Regions from separate parts of the Mus musculus genome. Here all the other regions are linked to region 3. Evidence: chromatin loops called from intact Hi-C (ENCODE). Cell type or tissue: gastrocnemius. All regions are shown on one strand.

Evidence for each region. Peaks named below come from ENCODE experiments on the same cell type or tissue, not always from the same donor. Only the 100,000 strongest peaks of a DNase experiment are listed, where the experiment ranks them.
Region 1: it touches region 3 in a loop (2.7-fold over the local background); 6 of 42 quality-filtered maps call a loop at or near these places.
Region 2: a loop joins it to region 3, with 5 times the contacts of the local background. A loop is called at or near these places in 3 of 42 quality-filtered maps.

The regions. Positions count from the first base shown.
Region 1 is chr10:127,335,908-127,343,907 of GRCm38, reverse strand. Gli1 (GLI-Kruppel family member GLI1) reads left to right here and starts at 2,329. Exons shown (of 13, transcript NM_010296.2): 1 at 2,329-2,349; 2 at 2,590-2,703; 3 at 5,362-5,487; 4 at 5,744-5,836; 5 at 6,314-6,518; 6 at 6,751-6,895; 7 at 7,180-7,269; 8 at 7,359-7,496; 9 at 7,796-7,945. The coding sequence starts at 5,388. In gastrocnemius, CTCF peaks have their summits at 1,415 (motif pointing right) and 4,889 (motif pointing left); DNase peaks (open chromatin) are centred at 3,852, 4,491, 4,909, 5,496 and 5 more places; H3K4me3 peaks cover 3,772 bases; H3K27ac peaks cover 3,386 bases.
Region 2 is chr10:127,475,717-127,483,716 of GRCm38, reverse strand. It overlaps R3hdm2 (R3H domain containing 2), which reads right to left. Exons shown (of 26, transcript NM_001168292.1): 15 at 7,019-7,197; 16 at 1,923-2,024. Among named protein-coding and RNA genes, the nearest start is that of Stac3, 22 kb to the left of the region's middle. In gastrocnemius, CTCF peaks have their summits at 2,412 and 4,441 (motif pointing left); DNase peaks (open chromatin) are centred at 2,117 and 4,450; H3K27ac peaks cover 1,860 bases.
Region 3 is chr10:127,533,412-127,541,411 of GRCm38, reverse strand. Nxph4 (neurexophilin 4) reads left to right here and starts at 6,853. Exons shown (of 2, transcript NM_183297.2): 1 at 6,853-7,036. The coding sequence starts at 6,980. It overlaps Lrp1 (low density lipoprotein receptor-related protein 1), which reads left to right. Exons shown (of 89, transcript NM_008512.2): 81 at 38-178; 82 at 289-462; 83 at 632-793; 84 at 1,085-1,259; 85 at 1,453-1,554; 86 at 1,681-1,745; 87 at 1,850-1,940; 88 at 2,035-2,179; 89 at 2,322-3,255. The coding sequence ends at 2,462. In gastrocnemius, a CTCF peak has its summit at 4,582 (motif pointing right); DNase peaks (open chromatin) are centred at 4,599, 6,390, 6,827, 7,166 and 4 more places; H3K4me3 peaks cover 1,597 bases; H3K27ac peaks cover 248 bases.

The sequences.
Region 1 (8,000 bases), 200 kb after region 3:
CTCTGACCTTACTCTATGACCTCCTCAGACACCAGAAATGCACGCAGTATACATACATGTATACATACATGCAAGACATTTCTACATATCAAGTAAATACATAATAAAAACTAATTTTATAAAAATTACATATACGGCTGAAGAGATGGCTCAGCAGTTAAGAGCACTGACTGCTCTTCTAAAGGTCCTGAGTTCAATTCCCAGCAACCACATGGTGGCTCACAACCATCTGTAATGGGATCTGATGCCCTCTTCTGGAGTGTCAGAAGACAGCTACAGTGTACTCATAAATAAAAATTACATATATATCTCAAAACAGGGTTTCTCTGTGAAGCCCTGGCTGTCCTGGAACTCACTCTGTAGACCAGACAGACTCAGAGATCTGCCTGCCTCTGCCTCCCGAGTGCTGGGGTTAAAGGCGTGCGCCAGACAGCCTGGAAATAAAACAGTTAATTTTAAGTGAATACAGGAGAAAGCAGTCTTGTGGTTTGTGCTTGTCACCGAAGCACTGGGGAGGCTGAGGCCTGGACAGCTGTGAGCCTGAGCTCAGCCTGGGCTCCTGAGTAAACTCTGGGTCAGCCTGGACTACTGAGTAACAGTCTGTCATCAAAACACAAAAGCATTTCCCTTTCCGCAGAACTCAAAAGGCTCCAAAACTGTCAGTCTGTGTAAGACAAGTCACATGACACGTGTAGAACTCTTTCTCTGTGGTTACTGGTCTGGCCTGGCTGTGGGTACCTTGTAAATTTCATGGATGTAACTTGTCAGTTATATGGAGTGTTGTCCCTTATCTGTTTCTACTGTGACTCCTTGCACTTGTTAGGTCTCATATGTGTCCCTGTCTTCATCTTAATTTTTTTTTTTTTTTTTTTTGGAGACAGGGTTTCTCTGTGTAGCCCTGGCTGTCCTGGAACTCACTCTGTAGACCAGGCTGGCCTCGAACTCAGAAATCCGCCTGCCTCTGCCTCCCGAGTGCTGGGATTAAAGGTGTATGCCACCACTGCTTGGCCCATCTTAATTTAAAAACAAAAAACAAACAAACAAAAAACACTTACTTTGCAGAGCCAAGAAGGTGGTTTAAAAACAGCGCTATGGCCTGAGAGATCTGTTTAAGGGAAGACTCTCTCTCCCCACCCCGCCATGCTTTTGAGTCTTTCTCAGGTGGGAAACTGAAATAGAGGCCCTCTCTCTGTGTCCAGTCACCATGGTAACACAGATTCAAAGAGACAGGGTACTCCCCTATCACGAACTACCCAAGGGGCTCGCAATCTTCCCTGGCGTGCCCTTCTGTTTCTTTGAGCTCACGCAGCTCCCTGGGCATCCGATTGGGCTTTGGGGACAGGAACCTGTCAAATTTCCTTAAGTTCGCCAGTGCAATCATTTCCACTCCGAGGGGTGCCATGTGCTAGGACGACCAGCAGAGGGCGCGAAAAGCCTTAAAGAGAGAGGTGTGGAGGTGGCAACTGCGTCCAGAATTTGGAGATGGAGAACGGAGTTTCTCCAGAGAGGTACTCTACACAGAGCACCACTGTCCTCAGTGATCTGTGAATGCACATTCTGCACTTAGAACTCTAGCCCGTGTTCTTCCTTCATGTTCCATAGGTCGCACCCCCTCCCCTCCTCTACATCAGTCAACCCAACTTCTTTCTCCCAAACCCCAACTCTCCAAATGCTCCACGTTCCATCCAAAGAGTGAGGCTGGCCTACAGACCACGACATGGGGAAAGCTCAGTTACGACCAATGAAGCCGAAGACCGAGGCTTCTGGTTTAACTTTCTGGGTGAGCTTTCCCCCCTCCCTCTCCCGCCGCGCAATATTTTCCTCAATGTTTTCCTGGCTCTGGTTCAGAGCCTCTTCGTGGACAGCCGATCCAGGGATCCGCGCCGGGATTTACTGTCCACCAAGAGCAGCGTGTTCGGGCGGGGGGGGGGGTAGTAGGCAGTATAGGGTCCCTCAAGGGAGGGGGAGGATCCTGGGGGTCCTGGGGGTGCCATAAGCCCGGCACCCCCTCTCTAGCTTCTATCCACCCAGCTCATCTTCTAGAACGGTCCGAAGGAAGGATATACGAGGGAAGTGAGCGGGAAGAGCCGTAGCGTGCGGGTGGCAACAGCGAGAAAAAGTTTTTGCAAAGGGGAAAAAAAAAGTTTGCGCTTCTCGCGGGTGGTCCCGGCTCGAGGCCCGGCGGGCTGGGCCGGCGGGAGGGCTGGGGGCCAGGTTGGGAGGGTGGGGTGGCACTGAAGCTGCGCTGCAGTGGCCCTGTGACCCCCCTCCCCGCCACACACCTCCCCCCCCCCCCAGCCCAGTTTCCAGCCCTGGACCACGCATCCCGAGCACCGCGCCCCGACGGAGGTGAGAGGGGGGCAGGCGGGAGACCACCTGGGAGCGATGGGGGAGGGGCTGAGGAGATGCTCTGACGCCTAGGGACTCACCCTATCCCAGAAGGAGACCTGGGGCTCAGAGGCAATATGGGGTTGGGAGAGTTTGGGGAGAGCAATTAGGAAGTTTGGGTGTTTTCTTGTTTTGCTTTAATTTGTGCCTTCTTTTCTCTGCATCCCCTTCTTTTTTTCTGACAATCTGTGTCTGTCCCAGGTCTCTTTGTCCGCGCCTCTCCCACATACTAGAAATCTCTCCCTTTCTTGAGGTTGGGATGAAGAAGCAGTTGGGACGGCCAGCTGGAGGTCTGCGTGGTAGAGGGAACTCCAGGTGCGTCTCTGAGCGCCGTTGGAAGACGTCAGTGTTTCTAAGACGGGACCCACCGCAAAAGAAGGGAGCGCTCAGTGGGGTGGGAGTAGCGGTGTGCCAGGCAACAGAACCCCTGAGGGCCGGGCTGGGATTGGACTCCTGACCTGTGGCTGTGACAGATGTGCACATGGGGTTTAGGGGCAAAGGAGTGGGTTTGGACTCGGGAGGAGGCTGGGTGGGTTTCCTAACATGCGGTGTAGGCCGTAGAAAATCCCTAGGAATTCTGGACTTCTGAGTTCCCAAAGACTGTGGGCAGGGCCCCCGAGGAAGAGGAAGAGCTGGGGAGACCTTGTTTTGACCCTCTGACCTCAGGACCACCGGGGCAGCTGAAGCCAGGCGCCGGGAGACCCCTACTGGGGCAGAGCGGGACCACTGGCTACTGCCAGCTTGTGTATCCCTGTTGGCCCCCCGCCCAAGCGGGATCTGGGGACCGAGGCCCCTCCTCTGGCTCAGACCACCCTGCCTGCCCTTGCTCCCCGCTCTGAATCCTCTTTCAGGCCCCATGACCCTGAAACAATCAACCCAGGACAGTTAGCTTTGGGAACAGCATCAAGGAAAGGAAACTCCGTAGAGGCCGAGGGTTTGGGGCATCCGGAGAACCAGGGACTTTATGGTATAGGTCTTTCCTTCCAGTACGGGGAGAAAAGATGGGCAGTTTTCTTCTGGGAAGAAAGTTCGTGAACGCGGGTGATTTACCCTAGGGGGGCGGGGTTCAGAAGGACCCCCCTCCATTATCTCTCTGGGCATCCCCGCCGGACAGACGTCTCCGACTCACTCTTGACGTCACTAGGGGGTTCCCGGGGGTCTATAGGGGTTAACCCTTAGGAAGCCGGCGGAGATACCCAGGAATCCAAGGTGTCCTCTCCGCGCACACCTTATTTACACAGGCACTTCTTTCTCTTAGTTTCTGGTTTCTTTTTTCCCACTCCACTATAGGGACCCCACTTTCCAATAGTGCCTCCCCCCCCCCCCCGGGCGCTACTGCCTGCTTTCAGGATGCGCTGAGAGAGGGAAGAATGTTCCACCCTTCACCCCCCCCCTCGCTTTTCTGGGCTCCCCAGGCGGGCGGGGAAGCTGAGCCGTCTGCAGCCAGAGCCTGCGGCGGCGACTTGGGTGGGCCGAGAAGGCACGGGGGCGGGGAAGGCGGGACCGGGAAAAGGGGGTGGGGCCGACTCCAGGGAGTTGGGGAGAAGGGGTACGTACGTAGAGGACTCTAGAAAATAGACTGCGAAGATGATTCGGGTCTTTGGTAGGCTAATTCTCATGCTCCCATCCAGCCCAGAAAACCTTTACTGAAACTGGAAAAGTTAGTAGTATGAAGAGGGAGGCGTGAGTGTAGGCGGTGGCTCTCGGTGAAGGGGGCTGTCGCCCCGTTTTTATCCTGTCTCTTGGAGCTCTCGGGCAATGGAACAGGAAGAGTGACAACTTTGAGGGAACTTCTAGTGTCTGGGGGTCCTTTACAAGTCCTTCCCTTCCCTTGAATGAGTCACAGAGGAGAGAGGCGGGAGATGTGCCCCCTCATCCAGCTGCCAGCCAGCTGTGCCCCCCACCCCCACGTTAGTGCCAATGTCGAGCTGGGAGGTCTTGGATGCGGGATTCGGGTCTCGGCTGGAAAAGGAGGAGTTAGCAAAGGTAGCCCGGGCTACAGCACTTTGGCTGGGTCGTAGGGTCCGGGTTCCGTTCCCCATTTTACCCCGCCCTCACCCTAAATCCCAGCATCCCGGGATCACCCACCGCGCCGGCCGGCCCGCTCCCAGTGGTTCTCCACCCCACCCCGCCCCACCCCACCCTCCGTTCCCGGAAGGCTGAAAAACCTGGAGTGGAGTAAAAACTTGTTGAGGGAAAGCGGACCTCGCATCAGCTCCTCTCTCTCTAGCCTTGAGGACTTCGTTTTCTCATTCCCATTAAGACTTTCCTGACAGCCCCTTCCCGATTTCCCCCAAAACCAAACGGGATAGGTAAACCCAGAGTTAAACCGCCTCAGAATGACTTTAGCTCTCATCCTTTTTACTCAAAAGTCGGGGAGACGCTCTGCTCTGAAGTCTTATTCCCTCCCACACATAGTTCTCTGTCTGAGGACAGATCATTTGTGTTCTCTTCTGGCCCTACCAGTCTATCTGGACTGAAACGAGGTCTCCCTCTAGTGGACACTGGAGAGATTGCTCATGAGCTCTGCTCTTGGGCATGAGCCGGCAGCCCTGGGCATGAAGTCAGACCTTCCGTGTGTTCCACCATCACACACCTCAAAGCTGGCCCATGGCCAGAACAAGAAATGGTAGAGGGAAAAGAAAAAAGAAAAGCAAGTAGAGAGAGCTCATGGCATTAAAAATCACCTAGGACTTGTGTTGGATCAGTTAGTCCCTAACATTCCCTTGTACATACAGAGACTGTGGATCCCCAAGACTGAACGGCTGCTTCTGCCCACTCTTTGGGATGTTTCTTCTTAAGGAAGCTGAAAAACGTTATTGATTTCCATGACCAGTTTCTGAGATGAGGGTTAGAGGCACAAGGGACATGCTGGCGGGCGGGGGGGGGGGGGGATCTGTGCCTGAAACTGTCATTTATCTTCTCTGTTTCGTTCCATCTTTATAACTGGCAGATCTACATTCCTTTCCACAGGTCCCCTCATCCTTCCCTGAGACGCCATGTTCAATCCAATGACTCCACCACAAGTCAATAGCTATAGTGAGCCATGCTGTCTCCGACCCCTCCACAGCCAAGGAGTCCCCAGCATGGGAACAGAAGGTGAATACATTTACCAGTCCCTGGGCCTTGAGGACTTGGCAGTCGTCTCACCTAGCGCCAGGATCCTCTCAACTCCATCCCTAGCGCATTCTAGTTTCCTATCTACAGGAGGATTTACACACACACACACACACACACACACACACACACACCACCATGTATGTTTAGAGTTTGGGATCATATCTTATGTTGGGTCTTAAGGTAAGCCCTGTATTCCCCATTCAAAGACCTGGCTCCAGCTGTCTCTCTTTTCTAGGACTTTCTGGTCTGCCCTTTTGCCACCAAGCCAACTTTATGTCAGGGTCCCAGGGTTATGGAGCAGCCAGAGAGACCAGCAGCTGCACTGAAGGTGAGCACTGGGGCAATCCCCCCTGCCCCTGCCCGTCTGGGACTTGCTCTGCAGGAGAAGGTGGGGAAGCTAGGGCCAAACTCAAGGTAAGAAACATCCAGAGACAAAGGCAACCAGGGGACAATCAATCAAGAGGCTCTAGGCAGAGCAAGGCAAAAGCAGCAAGGTTTTTGAGCGAGGCCCCACCCACCAAGTGCAGGGATACAATGTACCTTTACAGTATCTTTCCCCCCCATTGTAATTTTATTTTTGTAACAATGTATATGTCTGTGTGAGGCTGTGCAGGTCCTGGCGCCCTCCCTGAGGCCCAGGGTGTGGGACCATCCCTGGAGATGGAGTTACAGGAAGTAGTGAACTGCTTGATGTGGGTACTAGAAATCATACTCAGATTCTTTGAAGGAACGGCAAGTGCTCTTAACCACAGAACCATCTCTCCAGCCCCCTTTACTACATCTTAACTCCTGTCTCCTGCCCTAGGATCTCTCTTTCCTCCTCCTCCTCCTCCTCGGAGTTCAGTCAAATTAACAAAGAAGCGGGCTCTCTCCATCTCGCCCCTTTCTGATGCCAGCCTCGACCTGCAAACCGTAATCCGGACCTCACCCAGCTCCCTGGTGGCTTTCATCAACTCTCGCTGTACATCTCCGGGCGGTTCCTACGGCCATCTCTCCATTGGTACCATGAGGTGCTGGCAGCCTCAGATTAAGAGGCCCCCAAGATATGTACTGACACCCACTAGAAGACTCAGACCCTTCAAACCTCCAGCCCAGCTCTAGTCCTTCCCCTCCCCCAACGCATTGGAACCCTCTTCAGGACCTCCCCAGGGCTTCTTCAACCACACCTCCCAGAAACCTGCAGGACAGAGCAAGGACTCCTGGTGGCTGATTCTCTTCACTAACAGCCTCTTCTCCACCTAGCCCTTCTTTAGGATTCCCACCTCAGATGAGTCATCAAAAAGGAACTTCACCTCCCTATGGAGTCCAGCCCTGTGTACCACATGACTCTACTCGGGGTTCAATGATGCTTCACCCCCAGTCCCGGGGACCACGTGCAACCTGCCAGGTGGGGCCCTCCACGTTGTCTTCTCCAGCTCAGGACAATTGTGGGGGAAGGGGGAGGGGACAGGTGAAGGAAGACAGCAGATATAAAAGCGTTTGGTACAAGGAACATGGACTCAGACTCTCCCAGAGGAGAGCACCGTTCTGTTCATCCCGTTTACCAGGGCAGACTGTGGAGAGCCCTCATACTCAGGATTTGGGTGGGGGGTCTGTAAGGCAGGAAGACCTGGCTTGTTTTCTCTTCTGACTATTCCACCCTCAATACCCTCACCTCTTCCCTTGGGGAAGCTGAAGTCAGAGCTGGATATGATGGTTGGCAAGTGCCCGGAGGACCCTTTGGAAGGGGACATGTCTAGCCCCAACTCCACAGGCACACAGGTAAGGGAGGGGCAGGGCTTTCCCCAGGGACCTGAGTGAAACAAACCTTGCCGCACAAATGACCCTAAGGGCTGTGTCTCTCACCCTAGGATCACCTGTTGGGGATGCTGGATGGGCGGGAGGACCTGGAGAGAGAGGAGAAGCCTGAGCCTGAGTCTGTGTATGAGACAGACTGCCGCTGGGATGGTTGCAGCCAGGAGTTCGATTCCCAGGAGCAGCTGGTGCACGTGAGCCCCAGGGGGTAACAGATGGTTGGTGGGAGCCTGAAGGAGACTAAATGGAGCTTTGAGGTCTAACTAAAGGCAAGAGGTTCAAGCGTACTGAGGTCCGAGATTGCATGCTCAGTCCTGCAGACTGAAGCCCAGAGTATCTTTGCTCTAGTAAGCTAGAAGACCTGAAGTATGGGCGGAGCTGCATTCCCCACTCTTATTCCCCCAAGAGGAGAAGCTGAGGTGATGAGTGTGGGGCTGGAAGGAGTAGGTTCAGGGTCTGGGACCTCGGAAAGCCTCTCCCTCTTCCTCCTCAGCACATCAACAGTGAGCATATCCACGGGGAGCGGAAGGAATTCGTGTGCCATTGGGGAGGTTGCTCCAGGGAGCTGAGGCCCTTCAAGGCCCAATACATGCTGGTGGTGCACATGCGCAGACACACGGGCGAGAAGCCACACAAGTGCACGGTAAGGTACCCATCCCTCCCTAGATTGGTGTCAAGTCAAGGTAGGGTCCTAGTTG
Region 2 (8,000 bases), 58 kb after region 3:
TCTACAGCAGAGGTTCTCAACTTTCCTAATGCTGCTACCCTTTAATAACAACATTTTGTCATGGTGTAGTGACCACCCCCAACTATGAAATTACTTTCATTGCTACCTCATAATTTTGCAAGTAAAATTTACTACTGTTATGAATTGTAATACAAGTATATTACAATGCAAGTTTTCCAATGGTCTTAGGCAACCGCTGAGAAAGGGTCATTTGACATCACCCCCAAAAGGGGTTGCAACCCACAGGTTGAGAACCACTGTTCTACAGCATTCCTTATACCATTTGTGGATAGTCTGGTTTCTGTACTGTGAGAAATACATGCCTCAAGACTATGACATGGTATTTTAAACTGATAGCTGTGGGAAGCCTAAACCCAGAAATACAGTATCTCTGTGAAATGTTAACAATGCCTACCCTGATCACAGCTGTTAGTTACTATGGTTATTAGAAACAGTTTCTCTGTGAAATGGTAACAATGGCTGTTCTGATCAAAGCTGTTACTAGAGTTATTCCTCAGGAGATAGGGGCACCTACCAAAAGGAATATAGGACAAGCAAGAATTAGGTATACAACTCTTTCTGTTTCCAGTATTCCTCATGCTTCTGCCTTGCCACAAATCCTGTTCTTATAGAACACACCCTCACAGACCACGGACAGACAGCAAGGCTCTTGTAACTCCACAGCCAAGAACTGTGGGCTCGCTCCTGCTGCTTGTCTCCATACTCCCTTCCCAGGTCATTTCCACCTTTGTTCTTTGACACTAGCCTAGAGTTCTCCTGCCCTTTAAAAAACGACTTCCAATTCTCACCTCAGAAAGGAGGCCAGGGTGAGTGGTTGAACTAGAGGGAGAGGCTGGCTGGCTGGGCTGTAATTGCCTTTTCTCTCAGCTGCCTTCCCTAAGCACGAGAGAGTGAGGGTGTGTGTCTCACTCGTGGTGACAGGTTAGTTTCTTAGCTTCCTGTTCTGATTCCTGTGCTCTGAACAGTAATTCACACACAAACACACAAGCACACACATCAGAGTAGTTCTTTTCCAAAAGAAAATATTAGAAACCAAAAGACAATGCGGCCCTTGAGCTCCACTCTGCTCTCAGGAACTGTTTTGCTACCTTCGTGGTCAGGAATAGATGACAAGAGGACTAGACTGCAGATTAATTTGAGGTCCATATTCCAGCACTTTTCAGAATGGAGATAAGAGGTAGGAGAAAAAAGGGGATTCTAGTGAAAAAGCAGAGAGGTGTGATTAATATAAAGTAAAAAAAGGAAGGGTTCATCAGCACCGTGAAGTAATCAACTATGAGGGAAATAAGATTTGCAAAGGATTTGTATTTAGTATGCAAACAATTTATTTTAATTTTTAAAAATTTATCTTTGCTATTTTTGAGACAGGATATGACTCTCACCCAGGCTGGACTGTAATTCACTATGTAGCCTAGGCTGGCCTTGCACTCAGGGCAGTCCTTCTGCCTCATCCTCTTAAGGGCTGAGATTAAAGGCGTGCACCACTATAGTTACTTTACAAACAATCTACACAGCATGTATATGCATCTGAAGAGAACATAAACATACGGTGAGACAGGTAGGATGTAAACATTTTAAAACTGGTACCTGAGAAGTCTGCAATGAAGGAAATCAGAGAGAAAAATTCTGTACAGAATAAACTGGGAGAAAGCGACATGAAGGACACAGAGAGCTGAGCTGAGGGCCTGGGTTAGTGAGATCCCTCCGCACACTCAGGAGCTCGCCATCCCTGTCCTATACTCACTAATAGCTTTTGCATGCTGTGCTGGTCCCTCAAGAAACAGCTTTCTATGTCTCTTCCAAAAGCACCACATGCTTGCAAGGCCACCAAAGACTGACCCAGACATCCCACAGATACAGGCCACACAGGGACAAGACAAAATGGCAAATGGTCGTTATACCATGTTGTACTGCTGGGGCGGAGAGACTGGCAGAAGGACCTGGGGACAGGAGCTTGGAGAAAACTGAACCGGCTGTGGAGAGGGCTGCAGGGCCGGGACTGGCTGTGGGCAGCACAGCGGCATGTGGAGAGGAAGAGAAAAGCATAAAGGGAGGCGGAGGGAAGGGAGGAACACATTAGTCATACAAGACATACTTATGAATCACGTGGCCGTTGAGCAGGCTGCCCGCCAAGCCCGGGATAGCTTGTGACTTCCACATCTCTCTCAAAAGAGACCCAGTATACCCCCTGCCCCATTTGCCACTTAAACTCTGCAACTGTGAGTTATCTCGGGGCTCTCAGGGGCAAGGTCTAAACGTGAGTTCAAGCACAGCCTTCCCAGGGTGTATTCTGTGCTGAGCACACAATCACTAAGGAGCTCCGCCAACATCCCCTAAATGCCCACTTGAGGTCTACTGTGTACACCCAAGGGCAGTTAGTTCTCCTTGAGGAAGTGACATCTCCCTCTATAGGGAGGAAGAGGAACAAACCACCAGTAGATTCTTGAGTCATGATTTTCTGTGTTCCTTCAAGTTGTGAGGGCAACATGAAAATGCCCTCATGAGCGAATGGGGCAAACTCGGAGGAAAGCACAACCAGAAGCCCGCGGTTTTTATCCCTTAATCCCTTCACTGGCCTCAGGAAGGAGACTGTCTACTGAGAACACACAGGGTTCTAGATCAACTAACTATTTTCCTTCCGTCTTCCTGTCCAGTCCTTTGGATCACTTCATCACTTCTCCAGCTGGAGCCCCTGGTGCAGGAGGGTGAGCTAGGAGAGTGGTCAGGAGGGAGAGGGAAGGAACATGGAGACGCTGCTTCATGACAGAATTCCTAGAGATAGGGTAACTTCTAATTACAGCAGTGAGAGTAAGGGTGGAGCTGGGGTGCAGCTGAGCAGAGTACTTGCCTGGCACTGCAAGGCTCTGGTTCAACCCCAAGCCACAGAGAAATCAAATGGCCCATCGAAATCAAAGCTATGGCTTGGAACCCAGAGGGGACGGACTGGGGACCTTGGCAGAGGATCTGACATCTAGAGTTTTAAAGAGTTACTGAGAATCCCGGGTGTCCTGGAGAGGGACATTGCTGTAGCCTGGAAAGTTAGCTCAGCCCACGGACACCCTATAAGCCAACGGCATTCTAAAGGTAACTGCTGTTCAAGCTGCCCAACGTGAGCTGCAAACGCTGCAGGTTCTATTTTCTTAGACCTCTTGGGGGAGGACTTACCCTGGGTCGGGCCTTTTGAACAGTGAAGTGGCAGAGCAGCTCATTTTCACTAAACTGCAAACAATTTGTTATGCTACACTGCTGTTCTAGGAGGAATGCTTATTTCAAAGTGTGAATAAAGCATGTTTTCATTGCAAACTTCAGAAACCACACTATAGATATGTGTGACCATAATTCTTTGTATTTTGGATTAATTGTGCTTCAGTAAATAAGGGAATTTGACATGTGAAAAGTTCTAAACTGAATAGTATATAACAATAGTAATTACAAAACAAAATAAAACAAAAAACAAACAAAAAACCCCAGCTCATTTTCCACACATGTGTGCGTTGTAAATGGAGAGTGAGCCAGGAATGGTGGCACACACCTTAACTGCAGCACTTGGGAGCCAGAGGCAGCCTGAGTTGGAGGCTAGTTTGGTCTGTACAGGAGTTCAGGACAGCCAGAGTTACATAATAAAGATGCTCTGTGGGGCTGGGGAGGGTGTGAGGAGAAGGAAGTGGGGGCCAATGTTCTTCTGACTCCTTTAAACAGGAAATGCCACGGTAAAGGAGGACCTCACTGTTTTGTTTGTTTGTTTGTTTTCTTTTTTCCAAGACAGGGTTTCTCTGTGTGGCCCTGGTTGTCCTGGAACTCACTCTGTAGACCAGGCTGGCCTCCAACTCAGAAATCCACCTGCCTCTGCCTCCCGAGTGCTGGGATTAAAGGCGTGCGCCTCCACTGCCCGGCCCTCACTTCTTTTTTTTTTTTTTTTTAAAGATTTATTTATTATTATATCTAAGTACACTGTAGCTGTCTTCAGATGCACCAGAAGTGGGCATCAGGTCTCATTATGGATGGTTGTGAGCCACCATGTGGTTGCTGGGATTTGAACTCAGGACCTTCGGAAGAGCCGTCGGTGCTCTTAACCACTGAGCCATCTCTCCAGCCCCTCTCACTTCTTTTTAAATGTGTATGAATGTTTGCCTGCCTGGGTAACATGTACCAGTTGTGTCTCTAGTGACTATAGAGACCAGAGGAGTGTACCTGTTCCCGTGGTACCAGAACGACAGATGGTTGTGAGCCACGATGTAGGTGGGAGGAATCAAATCTGGGTCCTCTGTAAGAACAGCTAGTGCTCGTTCCCACTGAACTGTCTCTCCAATATTGCCATTGCTATTTTGTTGTTGTTGTTGGTGGTTTGGTTTAGTTTGGTTTGGGTTATTCTACCATTATTTTCTTGGTTGGTCTCAGAAACCAAAAGGACATCTGTTGCCACCTACTGGTGAATTCTGGGATACATGATAGCTCTGGGATGTGTAGAGAGACACTATAGCTACAGAGTTAACAGGGCTCCTTTATAACATTCATTCCAGTCTAAACTCAACAAAACCCAGCCACTGAGCCTTCACTGCCCCCCCCCCCTGGTGTCACCTGCATCGCTGGTGCAGGAGGGTCATTTCTGCTTAGTGAGAGGAAGTGTCCCAAGAAGAGTGAGAGTCTTGTTTTGCCAGCACTATGTCTGGGACTGGGCAAATGCCTTTTGATCCCTTTCCCAAAGTTTTCTAAAAGCTTTAGAACACAGTAGCATATACTGATTTGGTCTCTTCCTTCATTTCTACACTGCTATATTACTTGAGGAACCAAACAGTGATTATTTCTGTGCAACTTCATAGCCTCACAGTGCAGACAGCCATGAGAACAAAATGACAAGGAGAACAGGAAGGCAGGGATGGAGGTGAGGAAGGAGAGGCCTCGGGGTGAAGTCAACACCACAACAGGACGAAGAAAAGAACTGAAGTAGGAGAGGTTGTGGGAAGAAAAGGTAAAGTAGGAACAAATATTAGATGATGGTAAGGTTAACAGCTCCCATAAATAAATACCCCCAACTTCCCCAGGGTCAGACTGTTTGGGAGTCTGTGATTATGATTGACCTCCAGAGAGAACAGAAACCTTTGAATCCCCAATCTATAGCATCGAACCCAACACCACACTCCATACCAACAGCCCTTCCACTGAACAGCAGAATCCAGGAGCAGGGGGAGGAGAAGGCTGGAATTTAGAGCCTATCACTTGCCATTTACTTCAAAACATGAGTCCCAAATGGTCATTCTTCTATCTCTTTACCCCTTCTCAATTCTTGCTGTGTTTTAAGTGTAGATGTCAGATAGAAGGAAAAGACAAAAGACTAAGAGGGAAAAGGGGGAGCAAGACTATTAAAATATACACATTTCAGAGAAAAAGACTACAGAACGCTGGGACCTTAGCAAGTGAGATGGACATACAAAACACCATGGAAGGCTGGGGGCAGGGCAGCTGGAAGAGGAGCACTTTACCCACTCACAGGCAGAGCAACGGACCCAAGTGCACATCTTAGCAGAGACCTAAGCTAGTATGAACAAGACCTAACAGGGCATCCTGGGATCCTCCCAGTTGAGTTTCCAGTTCATACTGACCAGGTTCTTTAAAAAACAAAACAAAACAAAACAACAATAATAAATATTATTAGTATTATTAATTATTATTATTATATCCCATCTGCAGTTTCCCCTCCCTCCTCTCCTCCCAGTCCCTACTCCCAACCTCCCCACTACCCCTCCCCATCCATTCCTCCTCCAATTCTCTTCAGAAAAGGGCAGACCTCCCATGGATATCAACCAAACACAGCATATCAGGTTGCAGTAAGAGTTGCAGGCAGGGTTCCTGCCCTAGAGATGCCATGCTGGACTGGGCAGGGAGGGAAGCAGCCTGGCAGGTAAAACAACGTAAAGACGGAGTGAAGAGTAGACATGAAAGGGCTTCTGACTACAAAGGATATGAGGTTAGATATGGGACTCTAATCATGAAGAGCTCTGCTTACAGGACAGTGCTCTGCTCAGAATATTAAGATTCAATTGACAGAAAAGCTGACTCAGGCTGATGGCTTTCACGGTCTGCACGGAAGCACAAGATTTCTCAAACCTTGGTTAACAGCAACATCAACCAAGGTCTCTCTGTGTAGCTCCAGCTGTCCTGGAACTCACTCTGAAGACCACGGTGGCCTTGATCACAGAGATCTGCCTACTTCTGTGTCCTGAGTGCTGTGACTAAAGGCAATTGCCACCGCTGCCCAGCAAGTTTTGCCTTTAAAGGAAGCTCTTGCTCTCCAGCTCACGGAGCTCAGACTCACTCTGCAGCCCTGCCTACGCCCCTACCTCAGCTTCGCCAGGACTGGACTTACAGCATGTGCCATGCCACCTGGCTGGTCTCTGCCTTTGAGAGGCCTGGACCTGTGATATTTTAAGTTTCAACATAGATACAGTGAGCAGAATGACTTTGTTAATTTACAGAGGATTTTAAAGGGTGCAGCAGAAACACAACTTGGAGTAAAAGAGCCACAAATTCTCAGATAACCAGAGGTCAACTGCCAGGCACACACCTTTCAATTCTCAGCACTTAGAAGGCAAAGGCAGGTAGACTCGGTTCCTGGCCAGCCAGGATTACACAGACAGACCCTGTCTCATTAGAAGAGGAAGAAATAAATATACAACAGAGTTCTCAGGTTAGCCAAGTGTGACAGTGCACATCTGCAATCCAGCATCTGAGAAGTTAGGGGAGGACATCAGGACATCAGCTTAGGCTGCCCCCAGCCTAAACTTTATAGCTAATGTAGGCTTCATGACATCTTGTCTCAACAGAACACAACAACAAAAGGAATGTCTCAGCCAAACAAAACACTTGCCCCTGTCCTGCCCTCCCAACAATTAACAAATAAGAAATGGAGGCAGGCGTAGGCTGCTTCCATGAGGGACATGGTGGCCTGAGCGTCACTGACTTGGAACAAAGGGTGCTGGACACTTGAGCAGTAACTCACCTGTGAAATCATGTGATTATTCAAGGGTGGCTGGTGTTGAGGAGTGGGTGGGAGAGCAGGAAGTTGTTGTTGTTGTTGTTGTTGCTGCTGCTGCTGCTGGGCAGTACAAGGAAGAAGGCCCCGGACAGACTGGGGTGAGGTGACCTGGTTGCACACTTCTGGGGCACCTAGTGCCATGCCTAAGGCAAAGAGGAGACCCGCCCCAAGTTGTAAATACAATGCGCAAATGGAATTCTGAGGGCCCAGCTGCAGGATTTTACTTTTCTTTGCCCTTTCTTTCTGTTCACTTTCTTTCCCAGTTCCCCACAGTTGCCACAGATCCACGCAAGGATAGAGCTGTATTGCAGCTTTTCTGCTGACCGCTTAGAAAACACCTTGAATGTTAACGGCTGGTTTGAGAACTGAACAAAATGTTCTGGAGCAGCAGTTCTCAACTTGTGGATCGCAAGCCCTTTTGGGGGTGGTATCAAGCGACCCTTTCACAGAAGTTACTATCTACATATCAGCTATTTAAACTACAATTCATAACTAGCAAAATTATGGTTATAAAATAGCAACAAAAATAATTTTATGGATGGGGGTCATCACAACATGAGGAACTGTATTAAGGGGGTCACAGCATTAGAAAGGTTGAGAAATCTGTTCACAAGATAGAGGCAGGCAGATCTCTGTTGAGTTAGAGGCCTGCCTGGTCTACATAGTAAGTTCTAGGACAGCCAGGGCTATATAGAGAAACCCTGTCTCAAAAACAAACAAACAAAAACAATAAAAACAAAAACCAACCAACCAAATGACTGCTCACATATGTGAAGCTGCCGAAGCACCTCCCCTGCGGTGTCTAAAGTCAGTCTGTGTCTCGTAACAGGATGGCTTAAAACATGGGGCTTCAGAGATTCCTGTCCACTATGGGACCTTGCCTTCTCCTTACTGCCTCCCCACTTGTGTGACACCATCCTTTATGAAAGCTGCTAAGAAAACAACT
Region 3 (8,000 bases):
CACACTGCTCAACATCGACCCCTTCCAACACCCACAGTGACCAACCCCTGTGACCGCAAGAAATGTGAATGGCTGTGTCTGCTGAGCCCCAGCGGGCCTGTCTGCACCTGTCCCAATGGAAAGAGGCTGGATAATGGCACCTGTGTGCCTGTGCCCTCTCCAACACCCCCTCCAGATGGTATGCATGCCCTTTTCCTGGGTACCTGAGGATCCCTTACCTATAGCCTCTGGCTCCCCTTACCCTTGACCCCCTTCCCCTTCCCATGCTCTGATGAGCTCTTACTGCAGCCCCTAGGCCTGGAACCTGCACTCTGCAGTGCTTCAATGGTGGTAGTTGTTTCCTCAATGCTCGGAGGCAGCCCAAGTGCCGTTGCCAGCCCCGTTACACAGGCGATAAGTGTGAGCTGGATCAGTGCTGGGAATACTGTCACAACGGAGGCACCTGTGCGGCTTCCCCATCTGGTATGCCCCCAACCAGGGATGGTCCTCTCCCATCATCCTCACCTGGCCCCTTCTATCGCCTCCAGCATCCACTTCAACCCCATCTGTTCGTCAAGGTGCCTAGGATCCCTGCTATAGGCCCAGGTGGTCCCCAGTGCCATGGTCCCACTCACAGATCCTCTCCCACCAGGCATGCCCACGTGCCGCTGTCCCACTGGCTTCACGGGCCCCAAATGCACCGCACAGGTGTGTGCAGGCTACTGCTCTAACAACAGCACCTGCACCGTCAACCAGGGCAACCAGCCCCAGTGCCGATGTCTACCTGGCTTCCTGGGCGACCGTTGCCAGTACCGTGAGTATTCACCTCAACCCCAGGGAAGGAAGAGGGGAGCCAGAAAGAACCCAAAGGAGCAGGTTGAGAGGATGGAAGACGTACGCAGATGAGCCAAGCCCAGGCTGTGGGTGCTGCCTCTCATGTTGGCGCATCTGCCTAAGCCTCCAGGCATTCAACACAAGGAATGCTTAGGGTCATCCTAGTGTTCTGGGGTCTGTGACAGGGCATTAGGAGGCTCAGGAGTGGGTGGGAGTTATTCATAAGTCCTGGACCCTGCATAAGGTACTTCCTCTCCACTCCCAACCACAGGGCAGTGCTCTGGCTTCTGTGAGAACTTTGGCACCTGTCAGATGGCTGCTGATGGCTCCCGACAATGTCGCTGCACCGTCTACTTTGAGGGACCAAGGTGTGAGGTGAACAAGTGTAGTCGCTGTCTCCAAGGCGCCTGTGTGGTCAATAAGCAGACCGGAGATGTCACATGCAAGTGAGTGGGGGGTCTTGCCTCCACATTCTGCTCTGTCTTCTGGCCCCGCCCCATCCTGCCCCTCCTGGGCCCGCCCCCTCTCCGGGCCCTTCCGGCCCCGCCCCTATCTTGCCCCTCCTGGCCCGGTTCCTGTTCTAGCATCCCAGATACCCTTCTGCAAGCCCCAGCTCCAGATTTTGATTCCTTTCCACAGCTGCACTGATGGCCGGGTAGCCCCCAGTTGTCTGACCTGCATCGATCACTGTAGCAATGGTGGCTCCTGCACCATGAACAGCAAGATGATGCCTGAGTGCCAGTGAGTTGGCCCCGCCCCATCAAATCTGAGCAAAGGAACAATATGACCTATGACCTCCTAGTTCCTGCAGCTAAAATGGTCGTGGAGGTGATGCCCACCCACTGAGTTTTGCTTTCTTGCCTGCAGGTGCCCGCCCCATATGACAGGACCCCGGTGCGAGGAGCAGGTTGTTAGTCAGCAACAGCCTGGGCGTAAGTGGTGGGGAGGGCAGGGCTGCCACGACATAGAGCAAGAAGAGCCTTACACCTCCCATCTCCCTAGGCTTCAGACTCAGTTTCCCGACTTCTCTCTCCAGATATGGCCTCCATCCTGATCCCTCTGCTGCTGCTTCTCCTGCTGCTTCTGGTGGCTGGCGTGGTGTTCTGGTATAAGCGGCGAGTCCGAGGGTGAGCCACTGGGAGTCTGAGAAATTCTGGCTGTTATTTTACAATCCGATAACCTTACCAACATCACGGTTCCCTGACTCCTGCCTCTCCCCAGGGCTAAGGGCTTCCAGCACCAGCGGATGACCAATGGGGCCATGAATGTGGAAATTGGAAACCCTACCTACAAGATGTATGAAGGTGGAGAGCCCGATGATGTCGGGGGCCTACTGGATGCTGATTTTGCCCTTGACCCTGACAAGGTATGCCAGAGGCCATCGAAGGGGCTTCTGGAACAGGATCAAAGGCCGGAGGGGTGGGGTTGGGGTGATCAAGGCAACCAGAGGTGTTACACAGAAGTGGGAGCTGGGGTATTCTAATCATATGAACCTTTTTTTTTCCCAGCCTACCAACTTCACCAACCCAGTGTATGCCACGCTCTACATGGGGGGCCACGGCAGCCGCCATTCCCTGGCCAGCACGGACGAGAAGCGAGAACTGCTGGGCCGGGGACCTGAAGACGAGATAGGAGATCCCTTGGCATAGGGCCCTGCCCCGACGGATGTCCCCAGAAAGCCCCCTGCCACATGAGTCTTTCAATGAACCCCCTCCCCAGCCGGCCCTTCTCCGGCCCTGCCGGGTGTACAAATGTAAAAATGAAGGAATTACTTTTTATATGTGAGCGAGCAAGCGAGCAAGCACAGTATTATCTCTTTGCATTTCCTTCCTGCCTGCTCCTCAGTATCCCCCCCATGCTGCCTTGAGGGGGCGGGGAGGGCTTTGTGGCTCAAAGGTATGAAGGAGTCCACATGTTCCCTACCGAGCATACCCCTGGAAGCTGGCGGCACGGCCTCCCCACCACGCCTGTGCAAGACACTCAACGGGGCTCCGTGTCCCAGCTTTCCTTTCCTTGGCTCTCTGGGGTTAGTTCAGGGGAGGTGGAGTCCTCTGCTGACCCTGTCTGGAAGATTTGGCTCTAGCTGAGGAAGGAGTCTTTTAGTTGAGGGAAGTCACCCCAAACCCCAGCTCCCACTTTCAGGGGCACCTCTCAGATGGCCATGCTCAGTATCCCTTCCAGACAGGCCCTCCCCTCTCTAGCGCCCCCTCTGTGGCTCCTAGGGCTGAACACATTCTTTGGTAACTGTCCCCCAAGCCTCCCATCCCCCTGAGGGCCAGGAAGAGTCGGGGCACACCAAGGAAGGGCAAGCGGGCAGCCCCATTTTGGGGACGTGAACGTTTTAATAATTTTTGCTGAATTCCTTTACAACTAAATAACACAGATATTGTTATAAATAAAATTGTAAAAAAGGAAAAAAAAAAGAAAAGAAAAGAAAAGAAACCCACTGTGTCTGCATGCTAATGTGAGAATTTGGGAGCTGGGGCTGTGCTTGCCTGTTCCAGCCACCAGAGGGAGCATTGCTGCATGCTGGAGGCTGGCCTGAGAATCCTAAGGTCCACGTCTCCAGCCCCACTCCATCCTCCTGTCTTGCTATGGCAGGGAAGAGCTGTTTTGCTCAGTGTATGACCTTGAGCCTTATGATGTGACTGGTAGGATCTGGTGTCACCCGGCCCCAGTGCATTGACTCAGACATGTGCTTCACTGTTCTCCTGCCCTACACTGGCCCCACAGTGAGATGCCACCCTAGAAAAAAGCACACTGGGTAATGAAGGCCTTTAGGAAGGTCTGCTCCATGCTCCTTTTGAAATGTTGACATCTCACTCTATGACCTATGAGTAAAACCCTGGCTGTTGGGCCAGCAGAATGGCTGGGTGGGCAAAACACTTGACTTTGCAAGCCTGGTAGCCTGCGTTTGCTCTTGGAACCCATGTAAGAGTGGGCAAGACCACCGGGCAGTGGTGGCGAACGCCTTTAATCCCTGCACTTAGGAGGCAGAGGCAGGCGGATTTCTGAGTTCCAGGACAGCCAGAGCTACACAGAGAAACCCTGTCTCGAAAAACAACAACAACAACAGCAAAAAAAAAAAAAAAAAAAAAAAAAAAAAATGGGCAGGACCAGCTCCGTAAAATTATTCTCTGACCTCCATATGTACGCTTTGGCAAACACAGAATTTTTTTTTTTAATTAAATACCTGCATTAGGGGATGAGATAGAGGGGAGGAGAGCCAGCAAGGCTCAGTTTGCCCATCAGCTTCCGACATATGCCTCTCTCTCAACAAACATTGCAGACATTCCAGGAGTTGACCAGGAAAGGACTTACACTATCTTAGTTGTTCCAGATCTCCTTGAACCTCTTTCAAAGGGGAATGAACCCCTTGCGGAAGACTATGCAGCTTTACACTGTCCAGGACTGGGGGAGGGTTAGAACCCTGCTCTTCTAACAGCAGCAAACAATGCCTCCCAAAGGAGCTGTCCAGCTTTTCATCTCTGACCCTCCCAGGGTATTTCTCCTTTGAATCCTCCCCTCGGGGAAGCTTATGGGTAGATGAACATCCAAAGACAAGACCCTCCTTTTCTATCATCAATTTTATCTCCAACCTCATCCCTGAAGCCCGGCTATGAGATCTTCCTTGCTCCTCCAGACTCCTTATGACTCTGGGATGAGCGATCCTGCTGGGAATAAAATGGGGGTGGGGGTGGGGGTTGGGGGGGGGTCATTGTTGATCCTTAAATGTTGACTTGTGGCTCTTTCTGGCCACCAGGTGGCGTCTACACTGCTGTAACACTGCTTATCCTAAAGCTCCCCACACTAATTATGCACCTGCTGCCGAGGACCCTAGCCCAGCCTCTCACTTCCTTCCCTGGGGCTATTTTGCGCTGACCCTTCTACCCTCTGTCAGCCATCTTCCTTCCCTCCCCCAGAGTCTGCTCATTCCCCACCACCAGTAATCCCACCCTCTCCACCCCTTCCTTCTGCCAGCCTGCATCTGTAGCCCCCCCCCCCCCCGGAGCCACTGATTCTCTGCCTGTCACCTCAAGATCTCGGGTAGAACAAGACAGGCCCCCAACTGCTGCTTTAGAAAGCCTACCCCTTCGTTAGCACCCTCCCTCTCTGGCCAGGACCAGAAGGGTGCACTATCTTCAACCAAGCCAAATGCAAGGGAGTCTCAAAAACCAAAAAGGACACTGACTGATTCAGATCAGATTGAAAAGCAGATATTCTTAGATGGAAAGAGTCAGGGACAGAGGCAAAGACCCAGAGATAAGTACTGTGCACATGTGTGTATGTGTGCATGCACTTGTAATCTCTGAGAGAATTGGACGGCCTGAGATTAGCTAAAACGATGGTGATGGGGAGGGTCAGGTCTCCTACAGATAGATACTTTGGCCGTGGGCTTCTAGGCACCCAGGATGTGTGACCACCCTTTGCCTTCACCCAGAACTAAAGCAGCTCCTTTGCTTAGGGTCAGCCCTGGCCAGCCATTTGGCCTTGTCCCTGACACTTTGTCTCATCCTGCCTTTATTCGTTCAGCCCTGACTGCACCCCAAATCGCTGCTCCCTGGTTTTTGTCTCCTTGAGTGTCACCAAGTACACCCCTGTCCTTTCCCTGACCCTCTTTTCAGTGTCTGTCACTTCCTGTGTGTCTGTTATTTTCATATCCCTAGGCTTGTCTTTCAGATTGCCTGTGTGTGTGTGTGTGTGTGTGTGTGTGTGTGTGTGTGTGTGTCCCTGTGGGTATTTGCCTCTGTCAAGGCAAGAGGTACTTTGGGTACCTAGCTGTTTCTGTATATCACTGTATGCTACTGTGTGTATAAATCATGTGTGTCCGTCTCTGTGTGCTTATGTGCCTCTGTGTATGCTGGTCTGTATGTGAAGTGGCCTCACTGCTACAGTGTAGCAGGGTACTATTACAGTGGGGTAAGACTGGAGACACACCTTGGGATGTGTGTCTGTCTCTTCATCTCTTTGCATGGTCCTATCTCTTGCTGTCTAGGTGTTGGTCATACTACCTACTCAGCCTCAGACACAGCGCATAGCAACAGCTGACAGCTGAAGACTCCCTGGGTAGGGGAGAGAGAGAAAGACCAGTGGGAGGAGGAAACACGAAGAAACAGCCCTGAGGATGAGAACAGAGACCGTGCTGGAGCTGGGGACAGAGAGAGACAAGGACAGAGATAGACAGGGAAGGGGACGGGATGAGAAGAGCTGAGAGTGGAAGATGGGATTGTGGGAGAGAAAGCACAGGGCTCGTACCAAGAGGGGCAGAAGGCACTGAGGACTTCCTGCCTAGCACCAAACAAGGGTGCTCTGGATCAGGCCAGGGTCAACAGTGCGGATCAGGGGCTAACTTAAAAGAGCCGGTTTAGCCAAGGGGTCCGGGGGCCGCAGAGGTGCCGCGGGGCGGGGACAGGGCGGCGGGCGCCGTTTGTCAGCCCTATTGACAGACGTGATGGGGTTTCCGTCCGTGATCAATGATTCTCATCTCCAGGCCGAATGAGCCGCGGGGCGCCCATCCATCCCCGTCAGCGCCGCGCTCAGTGCTAGTCGCCCGAGGCCCCGCCCGCCCTCACCTCGGTCCCTGTCCGGATCACTGCCCTAGACCTACCTCTGCCAGGATTATAGAAACACCCCCCACCCATCCACCTCGGGCATCACAGGACAGGGTCCTGCTGCGTTCCCTAGCCTGTGTATGGGAACTCATGCTCCGCGACGACCCCTTCCCGCTCACAGTTCAGGGCCTAGAGTCCCACGCCCTATTGTAGCCCTCATCTGCCCCAAGACCTGGCGTCTTTGGGGTGCTGCTCCCCAAACCCCTTGCCCCTCTCCAGCTTCACACCTGAGCCAGGGGTGTGTCCAGGGTGTGTCACGGTGAAAGTCACCTTCCTTGCCCCCAGCTGGGCGGGAGGGGGCGCGCGGGGCGCGGCCGGGATTGGAGCACCGCGGAGCCCCGCCCCCCCACCCCGCCCGCCCGACTCAGACCCAACTTTCTCCCCCGCCCGCGCCCCGCCCCCAGCGCCTTGCTCCGCTCCGCGCTCAGTCCGCGGGCCGAGCCGCCCGCTCCCGCTGCTCGCGCCGCCGCCCTCTGCCCGGCGTCCCTCACCCTGAGCCCAGTCCTGCCGGACTCGGGACCCGCCCTGCCCGACCCGCTCGACCGCTCGGGAAGATGCGGCTGCTCCCGGAATGGCTCCTCTTGCTCTTTGGTCCTTGGCTCCTTAGGAAGGTAAGGGTGGCAGAGCCAAGGTGCGGGGTCCGGGACACGAAGAACACTGCATGCCAGGGGGCTCCGCGCGTCCGCCCCGCCCCCAGGACTAAGCGTCCCAACTTTGTGCGTCGTGGGGGACGTGGACAGACAGACTGCCCGCTTTAGGACTGGCATGCACCCAGCAAGTTGGCTGAGGGTTAGAAGAAGGTGCAGGGTGGAGGCCCGGCTCCAGTCGGATTCAGGCGCGACGGGGGGAGGGGACGAAGCGCGACCCGCGAGTGCGCCAGACAGAGAAGGAGTGCGAGACAGACAGACAAGCCAGCGGGTGTTAGCCTAGCCTTCTTTCCGCACCTACCTCGCTTGCCTCCCTCTGTCTGTCTGTCTGTCCTTCCACCTCTCACCCTCCACCTTCCCATTCCTCTTCTCCTTGTCACAATGCCAGGTAAGCTCTGCGATCCGAGCATACATTATCCAGGCACACGCGCTTACACGGACCCACACCAGCAGGGCTGAACTTGGCTACAATCTTCCATCCCATTTCCCGCGGAGACACCATCTCCCCTGCATAACCTCACAGACACACCCCCCTCTCACGCCTGGTGGTTGTTGTCTGGGAGGGGAGTCTCTCCTTACATCTCCTTCCTGCCCCCACCCTTCTCACTGTCTCTTTTCCTGGGGTTTCTGGGTGAAGACCCAAAGGCTAAAAGGGCCCAGAGCTCATCCTGCCCGACTCTTGCCTTGAGATCTTCAGCCCATATGGGCTCACAGTGCGGACATGGAGTGTATGGGTTAAAACCAGCCCTTGTATGCATGTGTCCAGGGAATCCAGGCACTGGGACCCAAGGTGAATGTCTATGTTGGCATGCCATGGTGGAGACATTGTCTTTGCATGGTTGATTGTGCCTGCTTCAAAGCACTGCCATCTATTTGTGCCCTGAAGTGTGACCCACAAGGGTAGTTTAGACTCTGCCCCCAACTTCCT